2 separate regions of the Homo sapiens genome follow, and region 2 is linked to region 1. A link is a loop called in an ENCODE intact Hi-C map of the cell type or tissue named here. Cell type or tissue: left ventricle myocardium inferior. All regions are shown on one strand. Links, peaks and the distances in the headings refer to the core of each region. The heading gives the core; the rest is flanking DNA.

What was found. A loop is a pair of places that touch in the nucleus more often than their neighbours do. Peaks named below come from ENCODE experiments on the same cell type or tissue, not always from the same donor. Only the 100,000 strongest peaks of a DNase experiment are listed, where the experiment ranks them.
Region 2: it touches region 1 in a loop (4-fold over the local background); 45 of 110 quality-filtered maps call a loop at or near these places.

Annotation. Positions count from the first base shown.
Region 1 is chr1:46,988,889-46,994,273 of GRCh38, reverse strand. It overlaps a transcript of CYP4X1 not described here. Among named protein-coding and RNA genes, the nearest start is that of CYP4X1, 32 kb to the left of the region's middle. In left ventricle myocardium inferior, for the core only: a CTCF peak has its summit at 3,014 (motif pointing right); no DNase peak of the experiment used is centred there.
Region 2 is chr1:46,745,603-46,750,987 of GRCh38, reverse strand. No RefSeq gene overlaps it. Among named protein-coding and RNA genes, the nearest start is that of EFCAB14, 29 kb to the right of the region's middle. In left ventricle myocardium inferior, for the core only: a CTCF peak has its summit at 3,112 (motif pointing left); a DNase peak (open chromatin) is centred at 637; H3K27ac peaks cover 2,030 bases; H3K27me3 peaks cover 1,987 bases.

The DNA.
Region 1 (5,385 bases), core at 195-5,194:
GAATAGAGCCCTCAGAAATAATACCATACATCTACAACCATCTGATCTTTGACAAACCTGACAAAAACAAGAAATGGGGAAAGGATTCCCTATTTAATAAATGGTGCTGGGAAAACTGGCTAGCCATATGTAGAAAGCTGAAACTGGATCCCTTCCTTACACCTGATACAAAAATTAATTCAAGGTGGATTAAAGACTTAAATGTTAGACCTGAAACCATAAAAACCCCAGAAGAAAACCTAGGCAATACCATTCAGGACATAGGCATGGGCAAGGACTTCATGTCTAAAACACGAAAAGCAATGGCAACAAAAGCCAAAATTGACAAATGGGATCTAATTAAACTAAAGAGCTTCTGCACAGCAAAAGAAACTACCATCAGAGTGAATAGGCCACCTAGAGAATGGGAGAAAATTTTTGCAATCTACTCATCTGACAAAGGGCTAATATCCAGAATCTACAAAGAACTCAAACAAATTTACAAGAAAAAAACAAACAACCCCATCAAAAAGTGGGCAAAGGATATGAACAGACACTTCTCAAAAGAAGACATTTATGCAGCCAAAAGACACACGAAAAAATGCTCATCACTGGCCATCAGAGAAATGCAAATCAAAACCGCAATGAGATACCATCTCACACCAGTTAGAATGGCAATCATTAAAAAGTCAGGAAACAACAGGTGCTGGAAAGGATGTGGAGAACTAGGAACACTTTTACACTGTTGGTGGGACTGTAAACTATTTCAACCATTGTGTAAGTCAGTGTGGTGATTCCTCAGGGATCTAGAACTAGAAATACCATTTGACGCAGCCATCCCATTACTGGGTATATACCCAAAGGATTATAAATCATGCTGCTATAAAGACACATGCATATGTATGTTTATTGTGGCACTATTCATAATAGCAAAGACTTGGAACCAACCTAAATGTCCAACAATGATAGACTGGATTAAGAAAATGTGGCACATCTACACCATGGAATACTATGCAGCCATAAAAAAGGATGAGTTCATGTCCTTTGTAGGGACATGGATGAAGCTGGAAACCATCATTCTCAGCAAACTATCACAAGGACAAAAAACCAAACACCGCATGTTCTCACTCATAGGTGGGAATTGAACAATGAGAACACATGGACACAGGAAGGGGAACATCACACACCGGGACCTGTTGTGGGGTGGGGGGAGGGGGGAGGGATAGCATTTGGAGATATACCCAATGTTAAATGACGAGTTAATGGGTGCAGCACACCAACATGGCACATGTATGCATATGTAACTAACCTGCACGTTGTGCACATGTACCCTAAAACTTAAAGTGTAATAAAAAAAGGAAGTCTATAATTATTTTTAGTGGAAAATCACAAATATTTAACAGAATGTGGGAAAATTGGAACTCTTACAAATTGCTGGTGAATATAAATTGGCATATCAATTTGGAAAACAGATCTGTGGTTCCTGAAAAAGAAAATCACAAGTGCCATAGGATCCAGAAATTCACACCTGGCTATATAACCAAAAGAATTGAAAACAGGGATTTGAACAGATACTTGTGAGCCAATGTTCATGGCACCATTATTCACAACAGATGTAAGATTGAAAGAACTCAAGTGTCCATTAACAGACAAATGGGTACACAGAATGTCCTATATACATACAATATTATTTCATCACAAACAGGAGTGAAGTTCTGATTCATACAACAGCAGGAATGACCTTGAGAACAGTATGCTAAGTGAAAATAGCCAGACATAAAAAGACAAATACTGTAATAAGTCCGCTTATAGGTAGAGGAATAGGCAAATTCATAGATCCAGAAAGTTGATTAGAAATAACCAGGGACTGGGGGAAGTCAGACTGGGGAAGTATTGCTTAATGGTTACAGAGTTTCTGTTGGAGTGAAGAAAATGTTTTGGAAATAGGTAGTAATGAGGTTTCTAAATCATCATGAATTTCATTAAAGCCATTGAACTGTACAATTTAAATTGGTTAAAGTGTCTATTTTTATATTCTTCAACCTCTGCCTCCCGGGTTCAAGTGATTCTCGTGCCTCAGCCTCCCAAGTAGCTGAGATTACAGGCGTGTGCCTTCGCACTCAGCTAATTTAATTTTTTAAAAAATTTTTAGTAGAGACAGGGTTTCACCATGTTGACCAGGCTGATCTTGAACTTCTGATCTCAGGTGATCTGCCCACCATGGCTTCCCAAAGTGCTGGGACTACAAGCGTTAGCCACCATGCCTGGCCTGAATTGAGTTTTCTTAATGACAGTCCTGGGAGTGGGGAGAGGAGCGGATGATAACGTCTGTTGAGTGGGATCTGTTTCATACCAGGCACTTTGTAAAGCCAGCTCATTTCATTTTCCCAACTCTTTATTAAGATTAAGATTATTGTCTCTATTTTGCAGAGGAGAATCAGATCTATAAGACTCCAAAGCCTCCTCCTTCCCACGCATCACAATGCCTCTAATGTGCTGAGAGGTGTGCCCTCCGAGTCGCCGGCCAGCGTATTCCTTTCCAACAGGCTTGTCCTCCTGTCACTCCCGAGGCTGCTTTAAGTTTGCTCTGCGCTTGCTTTGGCCCTCACATGGGGGAAGCCCAAGCCTCTTGGAACGCATCTGTGTCCTCTGCCTTAAGTGGATTTTCACCTACCCCTCCCAGTGGAGGCTTCTGAGGTAGAAAATACAGAGGTCAGATGATGGCCACTAAGTGTATACAGCTCCATGGATGATAATCAAACAAGGGTGCTTTAACTGCAGCAGGAGGAACTGGGATTAGCTCTGGGATAGGACTTCTGCCCAGTGAGAGATGCTAAGTTGTAGGAATGAGCTAGGGGAGGTAAGCGTGGAATTCCCTTTGAAAAGCCTGTAAGAACAAGCTAAATATTCAGCCGTCTGGGGCTTACTGTGGAGAATTAATGAGGCCCCTTGTGACAGCCCTGCTAAGCCTCCCTGGAAAACTACAAATCCATGATGTCAACTGGTCATTAAAATCCAGGCTCTCGTTTCTTGATAAAATTTAACGTAGGCCAGTAGGTGGCAATAAGTTAACAGAAATGAGGCCTTCTTTGAAGTGTAGGGCTTCTTTGAACCTTGAGAGAACGCATTAAAAGCAGTCTGGAAGGTTGCTTCTGGGAGCAAGAGGGGGAACATTTCTGTGAATCCAGTGCTGATTGAGGTGCAATTAGCAGATCCACTAACGGGATGCCTCTCCTGACTCTTTTTTTTTTTTTTTAAGTTCTGGGATACATGTGCAGAACGTGCAGGTTTGTTACATAGGTATACATGTGCCGTGGTGGTTTGCTGCACCCATCAACCCATCATCTACATTAGGTATTTCTCCTAATGCTATCCCTCTCCTAACCCCCCGCCCCCAACAGGCCCCAGTGTGTGATGTTCCCCTCCCTGTGTCCATGTGTTCTCATTGTTCAACTCCCACTTATGAGTGAGAACATGCGATGTTTGGTTTTCTGTTCTTGTGTTAGTTTGCTGAGGAAGATGGTTTCCAGCTTCATCCATGTCCCTGGGAAGGACATGAACTCATCCTTTTTTATGGCTGCATAGTATTCCATGGTATATATGTGCCACATCTTCTTTATCCAGTCTATCATTGATGGGCATTTGGGTTGGTCCTAAGTCTTTGCTATTGTGAACAGTGCCACAATAAACATACATGTGCATGTGTCTTTATAGTAGAATGATTTATAATCCTTTGGGTATATACCCAGTAATCGGATTGCTGGGTCAAATGGTATTTCTAGTTCTAGATCCCTGAGGAATCACCACATTGTCTTCCACAATGGTTGAACTAATTTACAGTCCCATCAACAATGTAAAAGCGTTCCTATTTCTCTGCATCGTCTCCAGTATCTGTTGCTTCCTGCCTTTTTAATGATCGCCATTCTAACTGGCTTGAGATGGTATCTCATTGTGGTTTTGATTTGCATTTCTCTAAGGGCCACTGATGATGAGCTTTTTTTCATATGTTTGTTGGCTGCATAAATGTCTTCTTTTGACAAATGTCTGTTCATATCCTTCACCCACTTTTTGGTGGGGTTGTTTGTTTTTTTCTTGTAAATTTGTTTATGTTCTTTGTAGATTCTGGATATTGGCCCTTTGTCAGATGGACAGATTGCAAAAATTTTCTCCCATTCTGTAGGATGCTTGTTCACTCTGATGATAGTTTCTTTTGCTGTGCAGAAGCTCTTTAGTTTAACTAGATTCCATTTGTCACTTTTGGCTTTTGTTGCCATTGCTTTTGGTGTTTTAGTCATGAGGCCTTTGCCCATGCCTATATCCTGAAAGCTATTGCCTAGGTTTTCTTCTAGAGTTTTTATGGTTTGGGGTTTTACATTTAAGTCTTTAATCCATCTTGCATTAATTTTTGTATAAAGTGTAAGGAAGGGATCCAGTTTCAGCTTTCTGCATATGGCTAGCCAGTTTTCCCAGCACCATTTATTAAGGGAATCCTTTCCCCATTTCTTGTTTTTGTCAGGTTTGTCAAAGATCAGATGGGTTGTAGATATGTGGTGTTATTTCTGAGGTCTCTATTCTGTTCCATTGGTCTATATATCTGTTTTGGTACCAGTACTATGCTGTTTTGGTTACTGTAGCCTTGTAGTACAGTTTGAAGTCAAATAGTGTGATGCCTCCAGCTTTGCTCTTTTTGCTTATGATTGTCTTGTCTATGTGGGCTCTTTTTTGGTTCCATATGAAATTTAAAGTAGCTTTTTCTAATTCTGTGAAGAAAGTCAATGGTAGCTTGATGGGGATAGTATTGAATCTATAAATTACTTTGGGCAGTATGTCCATTTTCATGATATTGATTCTTCCTATCCATGAGTATGGAATGTTCTTCCATTTGTTTGTGTTGTCTCTTATTTTGTTGAGCAGTGGTTTGTAGTTCTCCTTGAAGAGGTCCTTCACATCCCTTGTAAATTGGTATTCCTAGGTATTTTATTCTCTCTGTGGCAATTGTGAATGTGTGTTCACTCATGATTTGGCTCTCTGTTTGTCGATTATTGTTGTGTAGGAATGCTTGTGATTTTTGCACTTTGATTTTGTATCCTGAGACTTTGCTGAAGTTTCTTATCAGCTTAAGGAGATTTTGGACTGAGATGATGGGGTTTTCTAAATATACAATCATGTCATCTGCAAACAGAGACAATTTGACTTCCTCTCTTCCTGCTTGAATACCTTTTATTTCTTTCTTTTGCATGATTGCTCTGGCCAGAACTGCCAATACTATGTTGAATAGGAGTGGTGAGAGAGGGCATCCTTGTCTTGTGCCTGTTTTCCAAGGGAATGCTTCCAGCTTTTGCCCGTTTAGTATGATATTGGCGTGGATTTGTCATAAACAGCTCTTATTTTGAGATATGTTCCATT
Region 2 (5,385 bases), core at 171-5,170, 240 kb after region 1:
TGCCAGAGCAAAAAAGTGGGAAATGATGTGTATGGAACCAACCAGCAAAAGAAGAGGAAAAGACTCCCAGGATGCAGAGAGGTTGCAGTTAGATGGTGACTGCGATGGAGTCCTCCCACAGGTTCCCTCGCTTACATGTAACTCACATGTTACCTGTGATCTCAGCTGCAGCCATTGGCCAGAACACCTACACAAGCCTTCCCCATGTGGCCTGGGCTTCCTTACGGCATGGCAGCTGGGTTCCAAAGCAAGCATCCAAAGAGAGAGAGCCTAATAGATGTTCAATCGTCTTTTTTGACGACCTAACCTCAAGAATCAAGCAGCATCACTTCCTCTTCCTTCTGCTTATTAGAAGCAAATTATGAGATCCAGCCCAGATTCAAGGGGAGGAGAATTAAACTCCACCTCTTGATAGAAAGGGTATCAAAGAATTTGCAGACATGTTTAAAAGCACTACAAAAACCAAAAGATCACCAGGAGAAACATAAGCCTCTGAGAATCTCTGAAAATATTGATTGTGAGGGTTGTGCTAGTTTTCCCACCATGTGTGGAACTAGATCCCAGATGATTCTATTTGAGTGCCAAAGGGCAGAGTGATCCAAGAGGCTGGAAGTCTCTGGGGAACCCAGGACAGCAATGGCGTTTTGCCTGCCTGACACTCCCAGTACATAGTGAACTCACTACTCTATGCCCCAGGCATTTGACTGTGTGAGCAATGGAGTAACACAGGACAACTGGAACTCTTCAGAGTTTCTGTTTCCACAGGGTGCACATGCTTGCTTTAAATCTAACAAATGTGTAAAATCTGTGATGCTCGAGGGAGCGTCACTACAAGAAAGGATACAACAATTTGCAGACTTGGGAATGAGTGTCTGGAATTGGCATTGGGACCGACTACAGCTCTGCCAGACACACCCAGAAGTGGGTAATGGTTTCTTCAGTGATCAAAACTCCCAAACGAAGCCAGGCAGTTAAAATCAGCACAGATGGATTGCGAAATGGGTTCCTCTACAACATGGTTAGTGCCTAATAATAAAACAATCAAACCATACATAGTACAAACGTGTCTGACAGTGGGAGAGGACACAACAAGGGCAGAAAATGTGAATTAGATTCTGCCAAAATAAGACCCCCAGAAAAAGCCTGGGGCTTGACTATTCTAGCCAGCTGCCTCTAGGACCCTCCCTCAGGAAGATATTGAGGTTCCCAACTGTTTCCAGCAGCAAGTGCAGAAGAGGAGGAATTACTTTTGCTTAATCAGTGCTCTCCACTTCACTGAAAAGATGGAAGCCCTGGAACATAAATGTATTACTCACCTTCTTCTATCTCCAACCTCATCTTGTCCCTCTCCCTCTCTTCCGATAAATGACAGAAAAGATGATGAGTAATACAAGAGGCCAGGAGCTACACAGAGATTTTATAAAGACTTGTGGGCAGACTTTTGGAAAGGAAAGTGGTTGAGGAAGGAGGCAGGAGGGAATAGACCTCAAAGCTTATACCAAGGCAGAATTCAAAGACAGGATCTCCCTCAGGCTATGGCAGGGTGAGGAGGGTGGGAGGAGGTGTGCCCTAACTGTGTGTTGGGTTCTGGAGGAAGGAAAACCCTGACCAGCAGGGACACTGAGGCTAGTTCTTTCTTCATGCATCTTTGCAATGTTTTCCCATCACCCAGGAGGAGATTGAAGCAGCAGGAACCCAAAGCCATGGGCCTGAGCAGTAAAGCCATCTGAGGTCAAGTTCACCCACTAAGCTACTACTGTGTGCCAGCCCAGCACAAGGGCTGGGAACACACAGTTATCTCGAACATGATCCCTGCCCTCCAGTAGCTCACAGATGAGTGGAAAAGAAAGACACAGAACAAATCAAGGCAGTTACGCATTTTTTGCTGCTGGGACCAAGGTGAGGGGAGTGGAGAAGAAATTTGTTCCAACCAGGGTGGAAAGGAAAGTCATGAAAGCCTTTCTAGAAGAGGGGCCATAGAAATGAGTCTGGAAAGATAAATGAGCACTCCCTAGCAGGGAACATAGTTTAGGTAGACAAGGCCATTGAGGCGGAGTACAGCTGGCCAGTTGTTGGATAAACCTGGGGTAGTGAGCATGAGGATGGGGCAGGCTGAGGGAGGAGGCTGGAGGGGCAGGCCAGCCCAGGTCATCCCTGGCCTTGCAGGGATGGAGCAGGGTTGGGGCTTTACCCTACAGGCCATGGGGAGCATCAGAAGGCTTTAAGGGAATTAAGGCATTGGCAGTAATGTCCACTCTGGCTGCTATGTGAGGAGCGATGTGAGGAGTTAGATCCTCATTAATATGATTATTATGGGGATATTAATTTATGCAGGTGGACCAGAGGGTGGAACATCAGTGAGAAAGGCTGGCAAGAGATGATGGAGGCTTATATTAGGGCAGTGGCCATGGAGGAGTACCTGGATGCAGGGGTTTGGGGGAGCAGAGGGAACAGCAGCAAGACCAGGATAATCAACAAGGTCAGAGACCAGAGATCCAGATTCAGCCCAGTCCAGTGTTCCAGCCTCTGGCCCCATGCGCCTGCTGCCTGTCCCAGCTTTGGATGGAAAAGAAGTAGAGGGAGGTGCAGAAAAAAAGGAAAGGAAGGTATGAGACGCTGAGCAGTGACAGAATTGGGAGGTAGGAGGCGGACTGCAGCATGACCTCTTCCTTGAGCTAAGGAGCTGCACTCAGCACTGTGTGGTATGAACTTGGAGAAGTAGGATGGCTGGGAGGGAAGAAGACCCTTCCCTGACTTCCTTCAACAGACGTTTGTCCTGGGCCTGCTAAGAGAGTTGGAACTAGCAGACCTGGTTCAAATCCCAGGCAAACCAGTTACCAACTCAATGGCTTCACGTAAATGACTAAATCTCTGAGCCAGTTTCCCCATCTGGAAAATAGAGATGGCCATCCCTGCCATGGAGAGCTGCTTTAGGAGTTATAAATAATATGTATTATAGTAATTGGGCACAGAGTGGGTGTGCAGCAAATGGCAGTCAGTATTCTTTGCCTAGAACTCTGCTGAGGCTCTAATCACATACTGTGAGGGTGAACCTAAACAGTCCTAGGCTTTGGAAGGCTCTGTGTTTCCATGCTTCCCTCTGCTGGTCAAAAGAGGCAGTCTCCACTGAGGAGAGAATCGCAGGATGCTAAGACCAGACACAGCTCCCCGCCCCCTACCTAGACTAAGAATCCTCTTATATTGAACCTCAGGGTGAATCCTTCCAAAGGCAGCAGATGTGATGTAGCGTATAGACCACCAGCTACTTACCAACAGTGTGAAGTTGGATGCATCACTTCACCTCTCTGAGACTTTGTTTCCTTGGCTATAAAATGGGGTGATAATCTCTGACATGTTTCACAGTGTTGCTGTGAATCCCAAATGAGATTATGTCTATGGAACTTTTTAGAAAACCTGAGCTACGCATAAATGTTAGTGATCAGGCACTTTCTGATGTCCCTTCCCCACCACGCTAGGTGCTCATGCTGGCTGGGTATGTGCTCATGAGCACCCAGCATGAGCACCTCGTGTGGTGGGGAAGGGGCATGAGAAATATAAGAAGCTGCCCCCATCCTTGAGGAGCTCCAATCCAGTCAGGGAGACAAGTCATGCTTCAGGCAGTTATTGATGCTATGGGATGGGGACTCTGTGTGCCCAGAGGAAACAAGAAAAGACCTGCTGTTCTGTTGGCCTGTTCCAAGACCCCCAGTTTTTCATCCCTAAAAGTGCAGAGGCTGAAGCCACGTCCAGAATGACCAATAGGTCTCCAACTATTGCATATCTTGGTATAATCCTCCTTTCTGCCCCTCAAGGCCATCTTCCCCAAAGCAGTGAACAGGGAAATGTGGAAAGGGGTCGCCAGAGTCCACAGGCTAAAACCACAGCTGTCTCCAAGTATAGAAACCACCTCATATTGGGGTAAGACTCTCAAGAGACTGCTGTACATTGTAATACCTTCTCACCAGATTTCCTGGGCCAACCCCTAATGGGCTTCACAATTACCCTCACCTCCAAAGCTTTATTTTGACTTCACCTCACTAAACTTGTTAGATCACCATAGTTGGGTTTCCACCAAGGAAACTTACCCTGGTTTCCTAAATCTATAGAAACTCCTGAGGACATGGGTATGGACAAAAAATTACAGGGATAGAGGGAGGTTCAAATAGTCAAACAGGAATAAACTGGCAGGGAAACCGAGGTATACTTAGCCCTTCCTTAGAATTTAAAATCAGGAAAGAAAATGTTTTTGTCTGACAAGGAAAACATATAAATAAGCATTTTCCAAAATGAACTATTCAAAATGCTGATTTATTGCTAGACGTCAATAAATTTTCCATGGGAAAGGGGCTCCATGATCAATTAAACTTGGGAAACTGAGTAAAAAATAAATTTTGCTGCAAGATGCGTCAGAGCCTTCATTATTTAATGCCATTAGGACTCCTCAAACAGAATGGAGTGTAGTATATGCAGTATTTCCTAGGTTTATTTGACTAATGAACTGCTTATTCCAGACACTCTTATTAACATCTTATGGGACTTCAAGAATTTCATGAAGTTAAATGCTGATATCTATTGTGGTTCCCTTTGTGCCCTAGCTTCCAGGAAGCTCAATGTTAACCATAATGCTTATATGGCAGAAAGCATATAGCTCAGGTCTGAGATGGAATTATCTCCCCTAGTAATATTTCAGGATTCCTGGACAAGACATTGCTATTATTCCATAGCATTATAGGACAGATGTTGCTACAGAGAGTGTAACATTTCCTCCCACCCCTGACTACCCTTAGGCTCTATTCCAGGCTCATTAATGTGACCCCCTGAATCTTAGGTCTGGTTATTCCCAGCCCCTTAAGGATGCAGCACAAGACTAGGAGCCAAAGACTGTCCCTTGAGGGACTGTCTCTTGGGAATTCTCAAGGTGAAGGCTTACAGACCATCTGCTGCCAAGTCTGGGGAAGTCGCTAGGGTAGATAGTGACCCCATAATCCCTGAGGAATCAGAACTGCCTGCTCATTCCTTGGACCCAAAGAAAAGTCTTAGTCCACCTCCAAAATTGCCTGAATTGATAAGGGCTGTCCCAGGACAGTAGCTACCATGATGACCCTGCTCTACTATGAACCCCTAGCATATTACTGCCCCTAAGGACAGCTGAGGAGCCCTGGAATGTAAAATGGGCCTCTGCATGTTGCGGGAGAGACGGCTAGGACTTCCTGAGTTAACCAAAACCAGAAGTCTAATGCTCAAACCTCTCCAGGGAAAGAAAAAAAAAAAAACCCTGAGATCTTCCTAATCCCCCTGGAGACTGAGGAAGGCACCTCGATTCTTCCTCCAACCCATTCAATTGTCAGTTCACTGGGGAAGCATTACAGAATAGTGATTAAGACA